Regions from separate parts of the Mus musculus genome. Here all the other regions are linked to region 1. Evidence: chromatin loops called from intact Hi-C (ENCODE). Cell type or tissue: heart. All regions are shown on one strand.

Region 1 (8,000 bases):
GTGGATGTGATAGTGTGTGTGTGTGTGCTGTGTGGTCTCAGTCTTGCTTTGGTGTGCATGTGGATGTCAGAGGACAACTTGTGGGAACTGACCCTCTCTGGGACCTAAGAATTGGACTGAGGTTCTTAGGCATGGCAACAATGCCATTACCTTCTGAGCCATCTTGCTGGCCCTGTCATCTCCCTAGGGTACCAGGGGAATGTTAGGCAGATCCCTGCAAAGGCCCCGAGATAACCTGGCTCCCAAGGCCATTATGCTCGCACAGCTCATTTAAGTGCTGGAAACTGCTCCGCTCAGGAATGGAATGTTCCAGCAAGCCCATTTGATTTTCAAATCACTTCCCTCAGAGCTGTAGTCTCCCCCAGAGCAAACCCTGGCCAGGGTTTCCTCAAATCCAGGGGCTAAGCTGGCTGGCTGCTACTGAAGTGGGGGAAGGGCACCCTAGCCTGTGCTCCCTACCCTCATCCTAGCCCCAGTTATTATCCCAGTTATAAAAACCTGGCCCCATAGAGAGAGCAGAACGCCCTGCTCCACTGTGACAGATGCCCTGGGTGCTTGTGTGGTCTCACTTGCATTTCTTACTCTAATCGTCTCCCTCGGGCTTTCCGTACTTGTGGAGGAGGAAACTTGGGAATTCCCCCCTCATTCCTGAATTGTTCGCCTGGAACCTCCCTTTAGGACAAGGCCAACAGAGGGCCCCAGGACAGTTGGGTGCAACCCAGTTCTCAAGCCTTTTAAGCTCGTAGGAATGTTCCCCTCTGCCATCTGAGGCCCAACAGGGACCACAGAGCAGTCCTACCTCTGAGCTCAGAGGGCAGGTCTCAGCATCAGGAGATGAGATGTGCACGCGTTTATGCAAGCTAAGCAAGGGACAGGTTTGTCCCTTCCCTCAAACCTGTCCACGAGCAGTTGATCCACCTGGTTTAGGGTCCCTGGCCAAACTCTTCCTTTTCCGACAAGATGCATATGTGTGTATGTTCCCACGGAGCCCAGGCTAACCTTGAACTTGCTGTGTACTTGATGATGACCTTGAAACCCTCCTGCCCCCACCTGCTGTGTACTAGGACTGCAGGTGTGCAGCATCACACTTGGTTTAAACAATGCTGGGATTGAACCTAGGGCCACATACATGCTAGGCAGCACTCTACCACGGGAACTCTATACTCAGATCACAGGGTTTTTGTTTTCTAAAATGTAATATTTTGTTATTGAGGGTTTCATACATGCATACAATTTATTTTGATCATATTCATCCTTCTTCAGCTAACTCCTCCCAGATCCACCCCCTCATCCCCTCCAGCTTTGAGCCATCACTCCTCCTCCTCCTCCTCCTCCTCCTCCTCCTCCTCCTCCTCCTCCTCTTCTTCCTCTTCCTCCTTGAATTTGTGCTCCCCGTGGACTAATTCACTGGAGCATGGTCAACATTCCAGGGGCCACACCTTTAAAGCAAACTGTCTTTATCTTCTCAAAGCCATCAACTGTCAATTGCTCCTCAGCTAAGGCCTGGGGCTCCCGAGCCCCTCCCTGTCCATGATGGAATGCTGACTGGCTTGGTCTTAGGTAGGTCTTACACAGGTAGCCACAGCTGCTGGGAGTTCTTAAGTGTAGTGGTCCTGTCGTGTCCAGAAGACACTACTTCACCCCATTCCTACTGGAATGGCTCTATGTAATAATCTTTCTGTCCCTTCTTTAGTGATGGTCCCTGAAACTTGGGGGATAGAGCTGTGACAGAGAAGTCCTGTTTGTGGTAGAGCACTCCGCTAACACTTAGTCTCTGCACTTTAACCAGTGTGGGTGCCTGTTAACTATCATCTACTATACAAGGAAGTGTCTCTGTTGAGTCTGAGAGCTGTACTCAGACTGTGGCAAGAGTTCACAGGGCTCACTACTGAGTTGTCTCTTGGCTGTTTGTCTTTAAGTCAACTGTATGGTTTTTGCATGTGATGTTGTCATTGTTACCAATGTCCTTTTGCCATGATGTCAGATTGGAGACAGCAGCTATTATTACTTTACTGTAAAGTCACAGGTCTGAGGATTATTAGGACATGGAGAAGTGGCCGTGGCTCTGCTGACTCTAAGCATCAACTTTAGGAGAGGAACAAAAGGCCCCAGGCAATCGAGCTGACCACAGTGATTCACAGAGTCCTTGGAGCAAGGCTTGCTGGGTCTCCTCTCAGACTAGGAGATGATGTAATAGAGAAGTGTGGCAGGTGACAGCCAAAAGAACCAAGGACTGAAGCAGGAGAATGACTGCCAACATACAGCCAGTGAATCCTCTTGCCTTCTGGGCTCACCGAGACTTCTCTCCTCGCCCTGTTTTATAGTGTGGATGTCAGTCTCCCTGGGCTGAGAATCCCTTTCTCCCTTTGTCTTCTCCCCAGAGAGCGCTTACCCGAACATCTACTCAACATCAAGATTCTCCAGGAGCTTTCCAGAAAGACTCCCAGCCAGCCCCTGTAATGGGAATAGGAACTTTCAGAAGTGTCCACAGCTGCTCATGAGCCAGGGGTTCTGGGAGACGTTGCATGAGGTCCCAGTGTTCTCTAGTTCCTGGTGGGAGGGTGGCAACAGGAAGTTGGTCCTGAAGGTCACTGAACTGGTTTCTGTGACAGGAACCTGACAAAGGCAACTTAAAGGATAAAAGGTTTCTTCTGGCTCCCAGTACACAGATGCAGTCGGCCATGGAAAGGAAGTGGCTGGTCACACTGCAGCCAGCGTCGGGAAGCAGAAGGAGATGATGCTAAGCTGACTTCCTCCTGTACACCTGACCAGGCGCATCAGTCCACCTGACAGTACCACTGACATGCAGAGTATTCTCCTGCCTCTTACCTGGTCTGGATATTCTCTGTGGAATGCCCACAAGTTTGTCTGTATGGTGGTTTAGTTTAGTTGGCACAACCTAGAGTCCCCCTGGGAAGAACATATCAGCGAGAGATTGTGTAGATCTGGTTGGCCTGTGGGAGCGTTGGGGAGGGGGGCGTGTCTCTTGATTTTCTTAATTGATGTGAAATTCAGTCCATATTTGTATGAGAATGTCATAATGCAATCTATTATAAATCTGTATAATTTTCAGGGAATTTAGAAATATTGGATAGAGCGCCAGAGAGATGTCTCAGCCTGTAAAAGTGATTTGGGAGAGCAAGCTACACAAGCTGTCCTCTGATCTGTCTGTACACATGTGCATACCCACCTACTACCACGGCATACAACCCCCACCCTCCTCACACACACATCATGTACACAATAGTAATTAATAATACTGACAACATTAAAATCTCATTGGATGGATCTGAAGGCTGAGGGCTACAGGTTTGCACCACCCAGCCCCAAGCTGACTCCCTCGGGAGTCCATCACCCCACCCCCAGACCTCATTAATACTACAGCTGCTTCCCCTGTTTCCAGGTGGTGAACACATGGAAGCCATCTGCCCCACGAGGCACCCTCCCTTTCCCAGTGATGATCTGGAACCACAGAGATGAGCAGGAAACATCTGCTCCTAAGGTCTCATTTTGTGATCAACCCTACTCCTAGGTCAGACAGGACAAACCCTGATGATGCCTCTGTGCCCACCAACGGCATATTGTTACTTTGTTACAAGAGTAACAAAGTCGAGAGTATCAAACCGTCAGGCTGCTGCAGAGATCCAAGTGAACAGTTACCCTGGGAGACTCACCTCTCAAAACTGAAATCTCCTTGCACCTACCTCATTTCTGGCCATCTACTGCCACCTGCTGGCAAGACAAGTTCTATGTGTAAGAGGACAAAAGGAAAGCTGTAGGAATTTCCACAGTTGCTTCTCCTACACAGTACCAAGAGCATCTGTTAAGACAACACACATGGTGGTGTTACGGTTGATGTGGATTTCTTATGCATCTCTCTATGAGTGTATGATGTGTGTGTGTGTATGTGTGTCTGTGTTCCACGTTTGCTTGTGTACGTGTGTTTGCAGGTACTTGTCAGCCTGTGTCAGTAGCAAGCAGAGGTTGAGGTTAGATATCTTCCTTGATGGTTCTTCACTTTACATATGAGGCAGGGTCCTTCACGGTCCCAGAGTTTGCCAATTCAGCACATCGAACTCTCCAGCTTGCTCTGGGGATCTTGTCTTCGTCTTCTGAGCTGTGGGATAGATAGGTGGGCTGCCACATCAGACAATGAGATTGCATGTGCATGTCACCACATCTGACTTTTTAAAAAGTAAAGCCTTTAAAACACTTTAAAAGTTATATCTATTTAATTGTGTGTGTGTGTGTGTGTGTGTGTGTGTGTGTGTAGTTTCATGACCTTATGTGTATACCACATACATACATGTTTCTGTGGAAGCCAGAGAGGGCACTAGATCTCCTGGAACTGGAGTTGTGAGCTGCCTGATACCCCTATGCTGGGAACTGAACTGGGTTATTTGCAAGAGCAGCCAGCTTTTAATCACTGCTCTCAAGACCCCCAAACCCAGCTTTTCATGCAGTTGCCGGGGACTGAACCCCGCTCCTCCTGCTTTCAGAGTTTATCAGTAACTTTCCTAGTGCTGTGAAGAAACACCACGACCACACCCACTTATAAAGGATGGGATCGACTCACGGTTCCAGAAGGAGAGGGTCCATCGTGATGAGAAGCACTGAAGCAAGCAGCAGGATGGCGGCTGGAGCACAGAGCTGAGAGATCACATCTTCAACTGCAAACACAAAGTAGACAGCAGGCTGTAAGCCCGCCTCCAGTGACCGGCCTCTTAAAGGTTCTGCAACTTTCCCAAATGGCACCACCAGCTGACGCCCAAGTATTCTAACACATAAAGCTATGGGAGAAACTTCTCATCCAAACCACCACCCATAGCAAGTTCTTTCTAGACTGCCTCCACTGATCCCAACTTCTCTCTTCTGTGGGACTTAAAGCCAGTGACTATAGGTTCCAGATAACTCCAGATGCTTCCAGGGTAGCCAATAGCTTCAGATGTCATTTGCCACTGGGCTTTGGGCTCTTCCTACATTTGGCTTTCGAAAATTGGTTTCCCTCTGTCTTATATACATTCAGGTAGTCTCTGTCTCTCTGTCTATCTCTCTCTACTTCTCGCTGTCTCTCTATCTCTCTCTCCCTCCCTTTTCTTCCTTTCTTTTGGGGATTATATAGCTGTGGTTGGGACTCATTGTGTAGGCCAGGCTAGCATCCACTTACAGAATTTCACCTGTCTCTGCCCCCCAGGTGCTGAGATTGAAGGCAGATGCCACCTTGCCTAAGGTGGCTATTGCCAATAATGTCTATTTTATTTTAAGCAACAGGTCTAGATATTTCTTTTCTCATTCTCCTCCTCCTTCCCCCCCTTTCTTCTTCTTTTTCAAGACAGACCCTCACTATGTAGCTCTGACTGTCCTGCAACTCACTATGTAGCCCAAGCTGACGCTGAATTCTCAGAGATTGGCTGGCCTCTGCCTGCCAAGTGCTGGGATTAAGGGCATGTGCCACTATGCCCAACATGTCTGGGTATTTCTAATCAGGCTTATTTTATTTTAGTATGCCTAATATATAAATGAAAGTCCTGACTTTATATTAAGTGTTTAAATATACCCACAAAGAGTTTAATCAGTTGTTAAGGTTAAATTAGAAGGGAATAAAGGGACAGAAAGGTCCAAGGAGAACACAGCCCATGTGAGAAGCCAGTCTCACTTCTAATACCAATGGCAGAGTCAGGGTCCCAAGGCTAGCGTTTCTGTTTTTAATTTAACATTTATTTACTTGTGTGTACATGTGTACATGTGTAGTTGTGTATGTGTGTGTATGTAGGTGTGTGTGCGTGTATGAGAGCTCATGCCAAAGTACAAGTGTGGAGGGCAGAGGATAACCCTGGCAGTCCATTCTTTTCTTCGACCGTGTGGGTCCTGGGTGTTGAACTTAGGTTGTCAGGCTTAGCAACAGGCACCTTCTGAGTCACCTTTTGGTGAAGACCAGTACTGTTACATCCGTTACAGGCTTGGAGTTCCCCACAGTCCTGACGAGTAAGAAAACACCTGAGCCTTAATGAGTTTTATTGGGTTCACCATCTGGGCTCCATTAATTCCCCCATAACTGACCTTAGCCATCAACTCCAGCCCTTGCAGGGCTCAGGGTCTGGCTTTATGTCACTTACCTGGTCATTCTGTGAACAGTCCTGTGATCATGGAAACAGACCTGTGTGTGTGTGTGTGTGTGTGTGTGTGTATATATATATATATATATATATATATATACACACACACACACACACACACATATATATATATATATATATATATATATGAATGAGAGAGAAATGATAGTGTTTTCAAAATGGTTTGACTGGAGAGGGAAGACTCACCCTTAGTTATGGCAGCACCATTCCACAGCCTGCATCCATGGACTGAATAAATAGGAGACAGTGAGCTGAGCACCAGCATCCATCTCTCTGCTTCCTGACTGTGACTTTGGTGTGGGCACCTGCCTCATGCTCCTGCTGCCATGGCCTCCCACCATGGCAGGGTGTGCCCGTGACCTGTGAGCCAACACAAGCCTTTCTGCTCTCAAGTTGCTTTGATCTGGTATGTTATCATAGCCATGTGTCTCAGCTTCTCTTGCTATAATAAGATACTATGACCAAAATCAACTTAGGGAGTTGATTTTGTACTTCTGCATCACAGCCCATCACTGAGGGAGCCAGACAAAAAGCAAGAAAGAAACGTGGAGGCAGGAGCTGGCACAGAGGCCATGAGCAGAGTGGCTCTTTTGAGGGAGTCCAACTCCTTTGAGGGAGTCCAACTCAGGCCTTCCAGAGGAACAGTGAGTACCTAACCAGTGAGCAATCTCCCTCCACCCCAGCCTGGCTTTTCATATCACCCAGGACGATGGGCCCAGGGGTGACACCAATCACATTGGGCAGGACTCTCCCAATCAGCCACTATTTAAGAAAATACCCACTGGTTGGCCTAAGAGCATTTTCTCTCTGGAAATCAGTCTGGCGGTTCCTCAGAAAATTGGACATAGAACTACTGGAGGATCCAGCAATACCTCTCCTGGGCATATATCCAGAAGATGCCCCAACTGGTAAGAAGGACACATGCTCCACTATGTTCATAGCAGCCTTATTTATAATAGCCAGAAGCTGGAAAGAACCCAGATGCCCCTCCACAAAGGAATGGATACAGAAAATGTGGTACATCTACACAATGGAGTACTACTCAGCTATTAAAAAGAACGAATTTATGAAATTCCTAGGCAAATGGATGGACCTGGAGGGCATCATCCTGAGTGAGGTAACACATTCACAAAGGAACTCACACAATATGTACTCACTGATAAGTGGATATTAGCCCCAATCCTAGGATACCCAAGATATAAGATACAATTTGCTAAACACATGAAACTCAAGAAGAATGAAGACTGAAGTGTGGACACTATGCCCCTCCTTAGAATTGGGAACAAAACACCCATGGAAGGAGTTACAAAGACAAAGTTTGGAGCTGAGATGAAAGGATGGACCATGTAGAGACTGCCATATCCAGGGATCCACCCCATAATCAGCATCCAAACGCTGACACCATTGCATATACTAGCAAGATTTTATCGAAAGGACCCAGATGTAGCTGTCTCTTGTGAGACTATGCCGGGGCCTAGCAAACACAGAAGTGGATGCTCACAGTCAGCTAATGGATGGATCACAGGGCTCCCAATGGAGGAGCTAGAGAAAGTACCCAAGGAGCTAAAGGGAACTGCAACCCTATAGGTGGAACAACATTATGAACTAACCAGTACCCCGGAGCTCTTGACTCTAGCTGCATATGTATCAAAAGATGGCCTAGTCGGCCATCACTGGAAAGAGAGGCCCATTGGACACGCAAACTTTATATGCCCCAGTACAGGGGAACGCCAGGGCCAAAAAGGGGGAGGGGGGGGTAGGGGAGTGGGGGTGGGTGGGTATGGGGGACTTTTGGTATAGCATTGGAAATGTAAATGAGCTAAATACCTAATAAAAAATGGAAAAAAAAAGCATTTTCTCAAC
Region 2 (8,000 bases), 170 kb before region 1:
CAGTGCACAGTTGAGTGACAAGGAATCAGGATGTGCTTCTTGGCTCTGTTTGCAGTAAACTCTGCTCTCTTCTTGAGATTAGGCGTCTGTTTGAAATGGCTTTCCTCCAGACACATGACTGAAGAGCTTGAAGCCTGTTGTATGGGTGACCTCATCACCCAGAAGGTCAGGAACAAACACGGTTCTCCAGCTGACCTCAGAGAGCTCACAGCTTGGCAGACCTGTCCATGAAAGGATCAGGTGCTTTGGGCTCATCCCTGTGCTTGTTTTACATAAGAATGACTCAGGAACCCAAGCTTCAGGAAGTCTAGAAAGGACAGGGACTGACCATGAACTAGATGTTCCATCTTCACTTGATCTGCTGTATGGGGCTCATTCTAGAGAAACCCATGCCAGCCTCTCCAGATGCTGGGTCCTGAAGATGTCACCATGCATCAGTGCCTGCTCTCTTGGAGTTGACTGTCCAGCAAGCCCATGTTGAGTAGACTTGTGGTCCATGTAGAGGGGCTCTTGCATGCTGTGGGCCACTATTAAGTGACATTTCTTTTCCTCTCACACCTAGCATTCCATTCGAGCTCTGGCACTGAGAGTTTTACGGGAAATTCTGAGAAACCAGCCAGCAAGATTCAAAAACTATGCAGAACTGACGATCATGAAGACTCTGGAAGCCCACAAAGACTCCCACAAGGAGGTGAGCTAGCCCTGGTGGCCAAGTGCCAACAGAACTGGGTGGAAGAATGCAGGACCCAAAATGAAATTTCATGCTTATGAGTCTTTTCCTTTTAACTTGGTCTGGGTTGTTTGAGTAAAATTCCTACTGCTGACATTAGAGCTGAGAAACCACACACCTAAAATGCTCACAAAATCCACCTGCGGTTCCCAGGTCCCAGCACCTCTGCAGTCACTGGCCAGTAGCTTGCTGACATGTTGAACCTCTGTGGCTCCCTACTCTGGAGAGGTTAGGGGTGTACAGAATGTAAGGAGCTGTCCTCAAAACGTGACTCCAGGGTTGGAGACATGGTTTACTTACTTAGTGAAGTCCCTGCTATGAAAGCATGAAGACCTAATTGATTTCCAGAACCCACATTAAAAAGCCAGTGACAACTGTACTAGATAGGAAGAAACAAGCATATCCATAGGATTGCTAGCCTACTGAGCAAACCGAGCAAATGAGACCCTATCTCAAAGGGAGGGAGGGAGGGGGAGAGAGGGAGGGAGGGAGGAGAGAGAGAGAGAGAGAGAGAGAAAGAGAGAGAAAGAGAGAGAGAGAGGGAAGGACAGGGAGGGCAGGAAAGAAGAAGGAAGGATGGATGGACAAGATGGGAGTAGGGGAAAAGGAAAAAAATAAGAGGAAAAAGATGGACAGCTGCAGAGCAGTGGCACCAGAGATTGACCAGCATGCATGCACATATGCATGAACAAGTCTAGTAACAGCAGGTACTCTGGAAACCAGATGGTAGATTTAGAACTGCAGCAAACTCAAGATAGCAAGTGGGTATGACCTCACTGAGCCATGGCCACTTGTGTGATGTGCTTATGGATAAGGGCTTATGAGTAGAGCAGTTCTTCCATCTACAGAGAATGACACCCTAAGGGTAGTGTTTCTCCTGGCCATGGTTTTGGCTGCTTGGGCAGTTACTGCTTTGACCTCCTCAGATTGTCATTGGAGGAAGGGACTCTGTTTCTCCCCGCTAGATTCATACAGCACAGAGCACATAGACTCTAGGACCATTTCCAACGAGTGACTGGGTCTCTAAAATCTGGCCTGGTGGCATGATGGTGACACTCATGTTTGAACAGAAGGCTTTCCACTTACAGCAACTCCTTGAACATGTGAAGACCAGACAGGCTAAATATAATCAACTTCATTGTTCCTAGATAGGGAAGGAAGGACCAAAAAAAGCCTGCCCAGTAGTTCATAGCAGCGTAGGTATGGACTAGGTCTTGGGTCTCTTGTGGGACAAGCTATCTTGCACCAACTTTGTTTTTTAAATAACGTGTCCTTAGTGAGAGTCAATGATGAAATATTGAAGTGAAATTGGTACTGTTTTATATCTAGGATTCAGGTATGTCCAACAAGCAGTTTGAACCTCAGGGTGGCCATAAATGAAATCCAACACACTAGATAGCTAGCTAGCTCGCGCTCTCTCTCTCTCTCTCTCTCTCTCTCTCTCTCCCTCCCTCCCTCCCTCCCTCCCTTTCTCCCTCCCCTCCCCCTTTTCCCTCTCCCCTCCCCCTTTTCCCTCTCCCTCTCTCCCTCCCCCTTTCCCCTCCCTCTCCCCCCTCCGTCTCCTTTTCCCTCTCCCTCTCCTCTCCCCTTCTTGTTCTCCCTCTCCCCCTCTCCTCCCCTACCTCTGTCTGTGTGTGTATGTGTCTATGTATCTTTCTCTGTGTCTCTTATTCTCTGTGATTTTTGTTATTATACTTTGTCTTATGTATGCACATATGTATGTGTGCACAATGGGGGATAGAAGACAGTTTACTGGAAATCAGTTCTTTCCTTCCATCATGTAGAATCCAGTAGTCAGACCAGTCTCAGACCAGCAAGCTTCAGCAAGCTTCACCTTTACCTCTGGACTCCCACTTTAAAAACAAAAAATTCAATTGTGTAGCTCTCAAGTATGCATTTTGTAGATAACAGAATTAAATATGGAAATGTCAGAAGGTTAGACATACCTGACAAAATACAAGCTTGGCATGAGATTAAAATGAAGGAAGGAGGCCAGAGAGATGCCTCTATGTCAGAGAACCGGCTGCTTATCCACAAGACTCAGCCTGGATTCCCAGCACCAGTACAGCAGCTCACAACCATCTGTCATTCCTGTCCTAGGGGATCTCACATCCTCTTTTGACCTCTGAGGGCACTAGGCATGGCATGGTGCACATACGTATGTGCAGACAAAATACCACACACACAGTTTTTATTATTGTGAAATTTCTAGTTAGCTAAGCTAAGGTGATATTTGAGCACTTACTGTCCAGCTGGAACCTGTCTGTGTAAGCTGGGCATCCCAATAGTAAAAACCTTTACAGTGTACTCTTAAATATAATTTAAAGTTTACTACTTTTTTTCTTGAATAATACTTTAGAAAATATGAGATTCTCTTATATAGCCCAGGAAAAGAGTGAAAAAGTCTCCTGCTTCACATATTTCTCAGTACTCTGTCAGCATGGGAGTCTTGTAACCAGAGGTCCCGTACTATCATCACAGTGACCTGAGGATGCCAACGGGACACAGTGTTCTGAGGTGCTGTGTTGGCAGGCCCTCTGCTTTGCATGTCTGGGCTCACCTTGACTATGCCCTTGCCGCTTCCTCCTGCAACCTCTGGCTGTCACATGGTCAGGAGCAGCTCTGGCCCCTGTACATTTAGATTTGGAGTTTGAAAATTCTTCAAGTCTTTCTTTCGTGTGTGTGTGTGTGTGTGTGTGTGTGTGTGTGTGTGTGTGTGTGTGTGTACTTATGTATGTGTATTTGTACGTGTGTATGTGTGCATGTGGAGGCAAGAAGTCACCCTTGGATGTTCTTCAAGTATTGTTCCTCTTTTATTTTGAGACAGAATCTCACCAGAACACCAGCCATCTTCCCTGACTGACTCTGACTTCTAGAAACCCGACATTTGGAAACTGAAATACATCTTAAAAGTTTCTAGAGGACCAAAGAATCAGTGGACCCTCACTGCATGAGGACCTCAGTGAAGCAGGGTTAATCACATGCGTGTGCTCCCAGTGCCCCTATGGCAAGACTGGAGACAGAGACAGGAGAATCTCTGTAAGCTCACAAGCCAGTGAGGTTATCTTACACAACCGCAAAGTATAGGAGAAACCCTGGTGCAAACAAGGTAGGAGACAGGAATGAGGCCTGAAAGTTGCCCTCTTGAGTTCCTCAGGTTCACTGTGACACACACGGGCAGGAATTCACACACACACACACACACACACACACACACACACACACACACACATATATACCTACAAATACACATCTGGGTGTGTAGGGTAGGCAGAGGGTGGGGGGGAGAGAAATAGTTTAAGGGGGCAGTGCTGGGGAGATGGCTCAGCAGTTAAAAACTTTCTCAGCATCCACACAACCATGAGTAGTTCCAGTTGCAGAAGTGGCCTCCCCTGGCTTTCTGAGAGCACTGCATGCATATGGCGCATGCAGGCAAAACACTCATGTGCGGAAAAAAATTTAAGAGTTTTAAAAAGCTATTATTCAAAATTGGAAAGGTGGGACTGGTGGCAAGATGGCTGGTTTCCTTATCCATGAGCCAAAGTCAGCTGTTGTAAATTCTTTCCAAAAGAGCAGTGCACGCAGAACATGTTTCTGACCCATTGAAAACGTTGCCCGCGGGCAGTAACAGTCCACAGATGGCAAACTGCAGAGACTGACAGGTAGCCTTAGACCCCAGCCAAAAGCTTTGTTTTTGAAAGCTGGTATTTGTCATCATAGACATAGTCCTTTCATAGTTCCAATCTGAGGAAGTGAGTCTGCCAGGACCTCACTGTCTGTTTAGTAGATAATGTTGCATTTCACATCTGTAGCACTCATGAAGTTTCTGTGTGTTGTGTTGGGTTTTCATTCAGCAAACATCTTAAAGGGCTAAGCTTGATATCGTGGCCTTTGTGATAACTTCATTCATGTGAACTCTCTTCTTCTTTTACATCTTTACACTGAGAGAGTTAGGGCTGATAGAGAATCTCTCCTTTGATCAGAGAACTGGCAGCAGGGCATGCGTCTGAGGCTGTGTGAGGTATGAGAAGACTGGAAACCAGAGTCTCAGTAGAGCCCGCTGTTCCCTCCTTCCCCCAGGGTCCACTCACATACAGCCCACATATACAGGGCTGTTTGTGAGTGCAGGTATAAACTTGGCAGTTTCTATATATAGCCAGGTAGGCTTTGTCTCCCAAGGGCCAGCCCCAGCTCTAGTTCTGGAAGCTGGAACTGGCCAATCATTTTATTTTATTTTGTTGGGGGTGGGGGTGGGGGGGTTCACATTAGTCAGTGTTTGATTCTATTTACATACTTACAGAGTAAAATGTTGGCTAGGCAGAGTGGTTCATACATGCAATCCCAGTTGCCAGGAGTTGGGGATCACTTGAGCCCCAAAATTCAAGGCCAGCCTAGGCAAAATAACATGACCCTGCTTCTTTAAAAAGTATATACGGGACCAAGGCTCTCCCTACAGTCTGCCAGCTTCGGGTTAGTATCCTGGACTCACGTGGAGGAAGGAGAGAACTAACTTGTCCTTGGACTTCCACACATCATGGCACCATGGCATGTGCCCACAAGAGAGGGCAGAGAGACAAGAAATTAAAAAAAATAGTCATGTCACAGTAATGCCACCAAACATTTCTAGTTGCAAACCATAAATGTTGGTGTCTAGGACATCAGAATCCAGTTTTAGATGGCATGACTTATTTGAGGAAATTGATTTCTTAGCTAATTAATAACTTTTTTCTCTAGAGGTTTTGTTTTTAACTCTTTTCCAGTTAAATTTTATATTTTATGACTTCAAGGAGTCAGAGAAGCAAAATGAGACAGACCAAAGTTGCTTGACAACAGAAAGGGGAGCTTCCTGGTACTGGCTGTCTGGCCACCCTGAGCAGTAGGGTATGTGTGATCAGTCCTTGGAACAGATAACTGTGGTCAGAGTAAGCTTGTTCCTGATAAGGTATCCTCTTCAGGTGCCAATTAAAATTCCCAGCCGGCCCTGTCTCCACAGCCTGTGTTCAGGAATGACCCTCTGCACCCTCCTGGCAGCAGAGCAACCCAGGAACCTACAAGTCATTACACCTCTGTGGACCTTGCTTTCTTCTTATCTGGTCGCCCCAGGCTACCAGAGTAGAGGGTTATCTGTGTGTCTTCTAGTTCCAGGATAATAGCCTCAATATTATGTGGCTACTGAGTAACAAACCTAAATCCTCACACATGCTAAAGCTCTAGTTTCCCTGGGCCCAATCTTAGGATTTGACCAGAAGCCCTGTTTCCTTTGGAAATTCTTGCTTTTTTAATAAACAGACAAAATCAGAAGCCTAGATAGCATCATTGTGTGGTTCCTAGTTGTTGAGACAGCAACTGCTAGGATACAGACTCCTCTAATGACTGTTTTGTCACTGACGTGAGCCAGGTGGGAGGAGGACAGGACAGCCTTCAAGTCTGTAGTGTGTGAGTTCATTACAGCAAAGATCACTGTATGGTTCCTAGCAAGGAGCACTAAGAACTGCTGGAAATATCAGGGTAGACAGCCAGGACAGCAAGGTGAACAGGAGAGAGAAAACTGGCTGAGAGCCGGTGCAACAGGGAGTGGGATGGGCGGGTATAGAAGGTACCCAGGCTGAAGCCCACTGCAGGGGAATGCAGGGGCTCACCAAGTCAGGGAGCCAGTGCAGTTGCCATCCTAGTGGGCCAAGCCCAGTGTCCTTCCTGTGGATGGTACTACCGCTCCCGCTGCTGCTGTTGAAGGGCAGAATAAGTCTGTACTGGTAAGCTGACCCCTGAGAGCCATGCCACCTGCCCCTTAGCTGACTCCTGGCCTTAAGCAGCTCTGGAAGGCAGCTGCTTTGGATGGCAGAGCTTTACCTTGGAGGCAGGAGATAGATTTGCACAGTGCTCACAGGCTATGCTGGACATGTCTCTGAGGCTTCCTGATGTCTAGGGGTGTTACAGGTGTCCTTCCCTGTGGTATCCATATTGGTGAGGTGAGGTGGCTATGTCCCCTTTACCTTCTCCTGTTGAAGAAAGTATGCTAACTTAAAATAGAAGAAAAGTTATTACATTTATTTACTTACTTTGTGTATGACACACAACACAATAAAGTAAATGTAATTTAACTGCATTTCATTGACTAGATCTAAGAGGCCATTTAAATTCAACTTTAAAAAAAAAACCTCTATATAAATTATTGTAAAAATGACTTGTATCCCTGGGGTGCTGCCTGCTTTCAGTCTGTTGTGTGTGTGCGTTCTGTGGCTAGGCCAGCATCAGCATTGGACTGGAAAGCACTGTGATTTTTTTTTTAGAGATGGACAGTGGACTTAGGAATGCGAGATTACTCCATAGCTCAGCCCCTCTATAGGGTTGGGCCTATATCTGCCACTCCCCACCCCACCACCCTCCTAGAGCCCCTCCCACTCCTCACCATTTGCCCCTGCCATCCCCAATCTACCCAATGAGTAGGTCAGTCTCTTGTGTGGGTGGGGGGTGGGGTGGGGGGTGGCATGCATGCGGCAGTGACTCCACAGAGCTCGGAGGACCATGTAGGAAACAGTTCTCTCTCCCAAGTGGATACCAGGGAGTAAGCACGGGCCCTCAAGCTTGACAGTAAGCCCACTCACTGGTCAGGAGTGCACAGCTCTTGTGCTTCCCTTCTGAGGAGTTTTGAAGCCCCTCTCTGTAGGTGGGCTTTTTTTTTTTCAGAGAAAAATGCTTATCAGGTTCAGATGAGTGATAAGATTTTATAAACCAAAACAACTCTCCATCCAGTTCTTCTTATAATTTTCCTGATGGGAACAACAACCACAGACATGAGAAGAGTTTACCTCAGCATCTGCTGACTGAGGGAACAGAACCAGGCCAGAGCAGCCTCGGGAGCCAGAGCTTTCCTAGTCTCTCCCATTTCTACTCTAAGTCCTAGCTCCTGGCTGTGCTGTTTTGGGACATTACTCTTCCATTATAGTTTGTTGTTGCTGATTATTATTATAGACAAGGTTTCTCTGTGTACCCTTGCTGACCTGGAATTCCCTGTTGTAGAGCAGGCTAGCCTGAAACTCAGAAAAATTTGCCTGCCTCTGCCTCTAGGAGTGCTGGGATTAAAGACATATGTGACCACACCCAGCTCCCTTGTTATTCTACTGGACACCAAGACTCCTTGTCTTCTGTATTTGTTGACACCTTTCTGGCAAGTTCCAGAAGGTGGCATCAGCATGTCTTTAGCTTCCAAATAATCCAGGAGCTAAGCTTCAGGTGCCTGGGAGGTGCTCTTGGGTTCTAGCCATCATTG
Region 3 (8,000 bases), 130 kb before region 1:
AGGCTTCTTGTTTGGCCCTGGCAAGAAAACACTGTGCCAAAGTGCAAGTGGCCAACTCCACCCAGAACTATTTGTTCAAGGGGGGCATGGCTGCCCTGTAAGGATGAGGGGCTCTGGGGCTGCTGATGCTGGTATAGTACCAATCTAGTATGCATGAAGCCCATATAAACCTAGTGGTGGCAGCTGTGTGATCCAGTGGGAGGTAGAAGCAGGAGGGTCAAAAGTTCTAGATGATCCTCGGCTACTTAAGCCCAGGTTACATGAGACCCTGTTTCCAAAAGCAATTATCTCTTATTTGTTAGTATGTGAGTCATTAACAGGTTATGGCACAGATTTTTGTTTTGATTTTTTTTTTCTTTTTTGGTCAGGCTGGGGATGGACTCGGGGCCTTGTGCATTCTAAACTCATACTATACAATTGAACTATAGCCTCGCCTATTCACACAAGTCTTGGAAATTAGTGTGTACTTCACACTCCTAGAATGTCTCAGTTCAGACGAGTTATATTTCAGGTGGTCAGTGGCCCTTTGTGCAGAGGGTGGTCATTTATACTTTTTCTTTTCTCTTTCTTTCTTTCTTTCTTTCTTTCTTTCTTTCTTTCTTTCTTTCTTTCTTTCTTCTTTCTCTCTCTCTCTCCCTTCCTTTCTTCCTTTCTTTCTTTCTTCCTTTCTTTCTTTCTTTCTTTTCTTTTTTTCTAGGTAATGTCTCTTGTATTTCAGGATAGCCTCAAACTCTCCGAGGATGTCCTTGAACTTTTGATGCTCCCAACTTCATCTCCAGAGACTGTGATGATAGTCATGACTCACTGTGGCTGGTTTTACAGAGTTCTTGAAGGCTTTGTACAAGCTCAGCAAGGACCCTACCAACTGTGCTGTGTGCCTGGTCCCTTACACTTATTTATGGTTTCTTTTTTATTACATTTTATTATGTGTTGTGTGTTTGTGTATATATGTGCGGGTGCACTATTGACATGATGTGTATGTGCCAGTCAGAGAATACATTGCATGAGTCAGTTTCCTCTTCCTGCCATGTGGGACCCACGGATAGAACCATCTTGCCTGCCTGCCTGCCCTTACTTTGGGTTTCTGTTCCTTGCAACAGAAAGTAATTGTAGTCAGCTCATGAGGAGCTACCCCGCTGCTACAACTGCTAAAGTAACTGGACAAGGGATGAGAGGTACACAGCCAAGAGAAGTCCCTGGCTAAGCTTGCTCTGCTTCACACACGTACCTTTACAAAGATCTACAACAGCTCCAAGAGGCTCCATCAACTTGGCTGTAAGTGATGGCTTTGAGTTCAGAGAACATGGCAGGTGCTAACATGCCCAGCTGATGTGTCTGGTCCTGGATAGGGCACTTGGTGCCCTGCTACCATCTGGTTTCTGGAGTCCCCCAAGGCATCCACTGAGAGGCATTATAGCTTAACTGGACCCCTGCCCACTGCTTCCTCTACTCCCCTACAGCTGCTGGCCCCTGAGCTCATGATAATTCCCTAAAAATGCTTACACATTCTACCTCCAGCCAAATCCCAGCTCCTCTCTCCAGGCCACTATGACCTCCTGTTTGCCCATTCAAACCATATTCTCAAGAGTGCAGGCTTCAGAGTCATATGGACCTCCAAGGAAAACTGGGAGTCCCTCATGGAACTGATAAAATGGGGGGCTCCTAGGGACTCTGCAGGAATGGGAGGCTTATTTTTGTTCTTGAGGGACCCTCAGGTTGATTCTCAGGGCAGACATACATGTTGATCAAGTCGTCCCCCCACCCCCCAGTACTAGGTGAAGAAAAGAACTCTGGGACTGTGGTCATCAAAAGGCAGGGACCTGGGTGTATAGGCTAGACCCAAGGCACAGCTGTGGTGTCCACCTCCTGAACCCCAGGCTCTTAGGTGAGAGAATGTGTCAAAAAGATTCCAGCCGCCAGGCACTTGGGAGGCAGAGACAAGTGGATTTCTGCGTTCGAGGACAGCCTGGTCTACAGAGTGAGTTCCAGGACATCCAGGGCTACACAGGGAAACCCTGTCTTGAAACCTCCCTTCCCCACCCCCCGCACCCCACCCCCCCCCGCACCCCACCCCCCCAAAAAACACACCAAAAAAACCCAAAAACAAACAAAAAAACAAAAAAACAAAAAAAAAACAGGAGGAGGAGGAGGAGGAGGAGGAGGAGGAGGAGGAGGAGGTGGTGGTTCCAGCCACTGGGCTCACAGCTGATGAGATGGCTCAGTAGGTAAGAGTGCCTGTCTCCAAGGCTGACAATCCCTGCTAGATCCCTGGGATTCACTTGCTAGAGGGAGCGAATTGAGTCCAATTGAGACAAGTTGTCCTCTGAAAGCTATGTCCCCAGCTGCAAATAAAATTGTTTTTAAAAGTTGATATTCCCGTCTATGCAAATCACATACATTTACAAAATAGAGACCAAAAAGAAGTGGTTCATCTGCATATCAGTCCTCTCTTTACTAGACTAATTGTTTTCCCAAAGACTGAGAAGTCAAAAGCTCAAATTCATCCTTATCCTCCCAGCAGGAATCAAAAGGCTGCCCTTGCCCTCCGGAGAGAGTTTTGTGGTCACCCGCCACACACTTGGACAAAAGAATCCACTTTCCTCTTCCCCGAAAGCTCTTAACAAACCCAGAAAGTAAATCTTTTTATTCCTAGTTTTAGGTTCTTAGGGCCGGGATCCTCAGCTTGGAAGGAGTTTCCACTGAAGTTTGTCTTTGCTGGAGCCCTGAGGGGATGGGATGCCAGAAAGCAGTTCCTCTCCAACAGATTTATTTTAGGGCTTGGACAAAGTGGGAGTCTTCGTGGTACCCTATGAATCTGACTGATTCTTGTCTAGCATTATGCCTGTGACAAGCCCACTTGGAAGGGAAGGGGTGAGGACCAATACAGACACTTGGTACAAACACCCTGGGCTCAATTAACCCCCACTCAGGTCACAGCTGACAGCTCAGCAGTGAAGGCAGAGCCCCTGGAGCGTGCTTGTGTTTGTGGATTCCCTTTCTGCAAGCCTTAGCACTTGATGTGTGTCTGAGGGCATTCCCACATTCACCTCTGCTAGGCTTTAGCTTCACTGCCACCCACACCTGGAGAGTTTCAAAGGCAGTCTTGGTCTCACCACCACACACACATGGTTCCCATAATAGTAACACTTCCCTCTGTCATCTTCTGCTTGTCCACTTGCCTGGCTAGAATGATAGGAGCCTCTGGAAGGGCTGGCTTCTTGACATTATCCTAGGGTGCTCTCCTTTTGAAAGCATGTCCCCGTTCTGGTCCCTGATGGAGAACTTAGTGCTCAGGATGTTGGTTACAGAATTCTTTAGTATCGGTATCTGGGAGAGCTGGGAAGGGAAGAGGTGATCACTTTCCAGTTTCTCCCATGAGAGCTCTAGGACTAAAATGGCCTTTGCATTGTCACACATCCACAGAGTTGGGTGTGATAGCTACAGGAATGTTGCCCAACCCCTGACACATGTGACCTCTAGGAGCATCAAGAGCAGCAGAGGTGGTCCCTGGAGAGGCAGACAGGGAGTATCCCAAGGGTTTCTCACAGAGCAGCAACCTGTGGCTGGAGACAGTGCAGAGCCAGCAAAGGAAGGGGGACTTGTGTGCCTATGCTTGCAGGCCCAGGAAGTCTTTATAGACTCATTCAATTAAGCAGAACGTATGCCTAATGAGGTCCTGAGACATCACCCTGTGGGTTCACCTCTAGGAACTGTGTACCTTTCTGCTTGCCCATCTACCCATGGCCTACTACTGTTCACATTCAGGCAGACTCGACTTTCCAAAAGCCAATTATAAAGAACATCCAAAATCTTAAAGGAGCAGAAAGGTGGCAGGCACAGCAGCACAGCACAGGTCCTTGCTGAGTTGCATAGCCAGACTCCCATTGTAGAAGAAAAAGAAATGACTCCTGCAAGCTGTTTACACTGCACACACACTAAGGCACAGTGTCCTTCCCACACACACCCACCCACCCACCCACCCACACACAGAGACTTAAAAACAACCCTATTAAAGGAAGTGGAAAGAGAATCTTACCTCCCGTTGCCTCCCGTGTTTCTGACACCTGGACACTTCATCCCATCTCCTAAACTCTTCTGCATGTCACACGAGCCCAGTTTGTCAAAGAAGGACTGTCACAAACCTGTCTGAAACTTTCTTTTCTGATGCTTCCTAGGCTCATCTGGACTCAGACTAAGGACTGATTCTGGGCTCTGAGTAAGAGGCCCAGGCATCTCTTTTAAGTTTATTTTTATTATTTTATTTTATATACTGTGCAGCAGAAGATGACCTTGAATTTTGGATCTTCCTGCCTCTACCAGTGCAGGGATTAGAGACCTGTTGTACCACACCTGGGCTTAGAGCTTTGTGTATGCTAGGTGACTTCATGTATGATATGCTCAGTGAGCTAGTCATGGAGTTAAAGACAAGTAAAAGCAACAGAGAAAAAAGGGTATAAGGTCAGTGTTCAGAGCGAGGAAAAACAAAAACGTTAAGGGGAGTGCTTAGGTGCTCCTGGCCACAATCTCGCCCTGAGCAACTGCCTTGGGCTCAGCGTGGAAGCTCAGAGGCCAGTAGGCCACAGCGAGAGTGGCTGTGTCCCCAGGGTCAGTAGCTAAGCAAGTGCCAGCTCCCAGAAAGGCACAGCTCCGGCAGGTGCGGCTCAGCGCCTCCCTCCGGCCGTGCTAGCCGTAGGGACGGCCCTGCAATAACCACGCCCCTAATGCCACGCCCACCTGACGGCCTATAAAAGGCGCCGGCCGCAGCCCACTCAGGTTCGAGTGGGTGCTGCTTAAAGGTGGACGGCGGCCAGGGTTGCCGCGTCCAGCTCGGTGCCACGCCCCGGCCGGTGCTGCGGAAGCCTCAGCCATGCTGTTCTGGCACACGCAGCCCGAACACTACAACCAGCACAACTCTGGCAGCTACTTGCGGTAAGACGTGGCAACACCTGCCTACGATCGGGGTCCGAGCGCTGACTAACCTCAGGCCTCCAGAGAAGGGCCCTCCGGGAGGCCCCTAGGGAATGGTCGGGGAAGAGGCGCACTGATGCCCGCGGGCTGCTTCTTCGAGGTTTCCTTGCCACTCGCTGTGTCCCCAGCCGGGTTTCGTCGCCTTTCCTCTCCCTTCCCCACTCCAATAGGAGAAATAAACTTGCCTCATCTATCAGGAGCTGGAGTGTCCCGGGAAGCCAGGCCCCGCCCGCTCTTTGCTCTTCTCGGCCCTTGGGCCCACAGGTGGATAGCGGGAGCAGGTCTGCGCTGCAGCCCTGAGGGCTCGGGCTTCAGGGGGTGGCTGCCCTTGCTCGGGGTCAACTTGGTATGGCCCCTAGAAATCTCCTCTTCTGTGGGGATTTCGCTAGCGCACTTTAAGGGAAGAGGGTCCCGCGGGATTTTGCAAAGTTCTCTGAACTCCCTCTTTTAGGAAATAGAACTTCCTCACCTCCCCAAATTGCTTTGGTGACTCCGGGATTCTTTGATTTTTTTATCCCCCTCGCTATGGTGCAGCTGGCTGCAGGGCTAATAGGCAGGCATTTCTTTTTCTGAACTCGCCAGAACCAGCTTCAACCTGTCTTTATTTCCATCCTAGTCACAGTTTATTATATGTGCCGTACTTAACCCAAAGTGTGTTTGATGTGGGCTCAAGAAGACATCCCAGGGGCTGTCAGCCCTAACTACAGACCCTTAAGTGCTTCTTTGGACCCCCCCCCCAAGTCTCCTCTTTTGGATTTCTTTGTTATTTGTACTTCCTGGCTTCTGATTCATGTATGTTCAGAACTCCTCTAGGAAGACATGCCCCTTCTTAGAAAGCCGAGGGTTGGCCAGGTTTCACTGGTGTATCTTCAGTTTTTTTTTTTTTTTCTTTTAAAAAATAACTCCAAACCATTGAAAATGGTAATCAAACTAGGGACATGAGACTGCAGATCCCGGTGGTGGTGTTGAGCCCACAGTTAAAATTGCTATAGAATAAATATATGCTAACTGTATTACACTCTATAGGGTTACCTGTGGTTTCTTTTGGATTGTTGTGAGTAGCCATTAGGTATTTAATCTCATCCTATCTTAAAAATGAAGTTGAAGGTGACCTTGAGCGGAAGTATTTGAAATCTAGTTGCATAAAACATTATCCTTGTTTGAGGCGTGGTGTGGTTTATGTATCTGTGCCTGAGATGGAAGTTTTGTGAGCCAACTCAGATACTTTTAAGATTTTGACTTAGCATGAAAGGAGGAAGGCAAACGTTGAGGTTGAGAGCCTGAGAGCCACTACAAAGCAGCACTGTTTCTTTGGGTGCTTTGAGGAAGCAATGGGTAAAGACCAACCATACTCCCCACTGGAAGCTGGTGTTGTTTTTGTTTTTTACCTTCAAGTAGTTTGACTTCCTTGCGCCCTGTGTATCTGTGTTAGTGCAAGAATATTTTTCTTTGCTTTCCTTGTTTTTCTTTTTCAGAATTTAAAATTTTAATTTCATATTATTATTTTTTAATTTTTATTGTTTTTTTGTTTGTTTATTTTTTTGTAGTGCTGGGATGAACCTTGGGCCTTACGCTTGTTCTTCCATTTTGATAACTTCTGGCCCTCCTTTTTTATTATCAGTTTTTGTTCTGCTAGAAATTCTACAAGCCATCTGATTTCAATGAATAGTGGGTGGCCTTTAAGCCCTCCCTCTCCTTTCTGTTTGATGTTCTGGTGACTTTTATTCCTTGGCAAATAAGGACAGCAGGCCAGAAACAAGTTACTGTTGAATGATGGCTCTTAACTAATTCTCTCTCTCTCTCTCTCTCTCTCTCTCTCTCTCTCTCTCTAATTTAAAAGTAACTGTGCCTGGGTTATTAACTTACATGGTCTGGGCAAACATGAAATTATGCAATTCTCAGGGTAGCAGGATGATACTTCTTTCTGTGTTCCTTAATAACTGCCCAGGCTGGAAAAGAGGAAAGATTTGCTTCCGGTGGAGGTGAAACTGGCCAGCCCTGATAATACTACTCTGGGCAACAGACAGGAATAGCAGGAAAAAAAAAATACACACAGGGAATGTCTCCCAGGTGTGCCCAAAGGCAAGCTTTCTGAGAACCTGTTAGGTACTGTTGGGGTGTGTGCTGGGTTATATTTCATGGACACTCATTTATGATGCTGTACAGGGAACACATCGTACTGGTGACAGTGCAGTGAAGCGGGGTCAGCTGATCTGATTCATGGAGATGGGAGGAGGGTCATCAAGATCGGGCGGGGCATCTTTTGGTAGTTGTTTCTGTGGCAACATAGTTTAGAATCTTTAAGGAAGTCTCACCTGCCTGTAGGTCATTCTGCTCCTCAGGGATTTTATTGTTCCTAGCAAGGACACCTATCTGAAGTCCCAGCAACTCAGCCAGCAGGACAGCTCCGTGAGTCTGAACAGCTCTGTGAGTCTGGGAGTTCAAAGCTAGCCTGGGCAATGTACTGATAACTTCTTGAAGAAGTTTAAAAACAAGTTCCTCTGTCACAGGGTGATTGGAGGCTGAGGTGTACATGTATGTATGATGTGTGTGTGTGTGTGTGTGTGTGTGTGTGTGTTTCCCAGACAGGGTCTCATTATGTAGCCCTAGCTGTCCTGGGACTCACTCAGCTTGGTCTGGAACTCACAGAGAGCCACCTGCTTATAAAGACTAGTCTTTAATAATGTTCCTCAGCTACCACACACTGTGTTTTGAGGTTGGAGCTCCTACCTGTCTGGAACTTGTTAAGCAGATTAACTGCCTAGCCAGTGAGCCTCAGGGGGGTCATCCTGTCGCATCTTCCCAGCACTGGGAGATGTGTAGTTAGCACACACTAACCACACTCAGCTTTTGCAGGCCGTGCCCTCTGGGATTGAAACTAGGTCCTCACTGTAAAGCAAGTGCTTTACAGGCTGTCTCCCCAGTCCAGGGCTAATGTTTTGGTGTAGGGAGCATTACTTAGAGATGAAGGAAACAGCTTTTTGAATACTTTTAGATTTGTCACTTGGGTAAGAAAACTGAAATCAAGGTTT

The links. A loop is a pair of places that touch in the nucleus more often than their neighbours do. Peaks named below come from ENCODE experiments on the same cell type or tissue, not always from the same donor. Only the 100,000 strongest peaks of a DNase experiment are listed, where the experiment ranks them.
Region 2: a loop joins it to region 1, with 2.8 times the contacts of the local background. A loop is called at or near these places in 4 of 42 quality-filtered maps.
Region 3: it touches region 1 in a loop (2.4-fold over the local background); 7 of 42 quality-filtered maps call a loop at or near these places.

The regions. Positions count from the first base shown.
Region 1 is chr1:118,756,039-118,764,038 of GRCm38, forward strand. No RefSeq gene overlaps it. Among named protein-coding and RNA genes, the nearest start is that of Tfcp2l1, 130 kb to the left of the region's middle. In heart, a CTCF peak has its summit at 3,744 (motif pointing left); no DNase peak of the experiment used is centred here; H3K27ac peaks cover 664 bases.
Region 2 is chr1:118,589,859-118,597,858 of GRCm38, forward strand. It overlaps Clasp1 (CLIP associating protein 1), which reads left to right. Exons shown (of 43, transcript NM_001359328.1): 40 at 563-691. Among named protein-coding and RNA genes, the nearest start is that of Tfcp2l1, 34 kb to the right of the region's middle. In heart, no CTCF peak of the experiment used is centred here; DNase peaks (open chromatin) are centred at 133 and 3,283; H3K27ac peaks cover 206 bases.
Region 3 is chr1:118,623,174-118,631,173 of GRCm38, forward strand. Tfcp2l1 (transcription factor CP2-like 1) reads left to right here and starts at 4,772. Exons shown (of 15, transcript NM_023755.2): 1 at 4,772-4,929. The coding sequence starts at 4,868. In heart, a CTCF peak has its summit at 4,675; a DNase peak (open chromatin) is centred at 4,718; H3K4me3 peaks cover 1,272 bases; H3K27ac peaks cover 927 bases; H3K27me3 peaks cover 2,022 bases.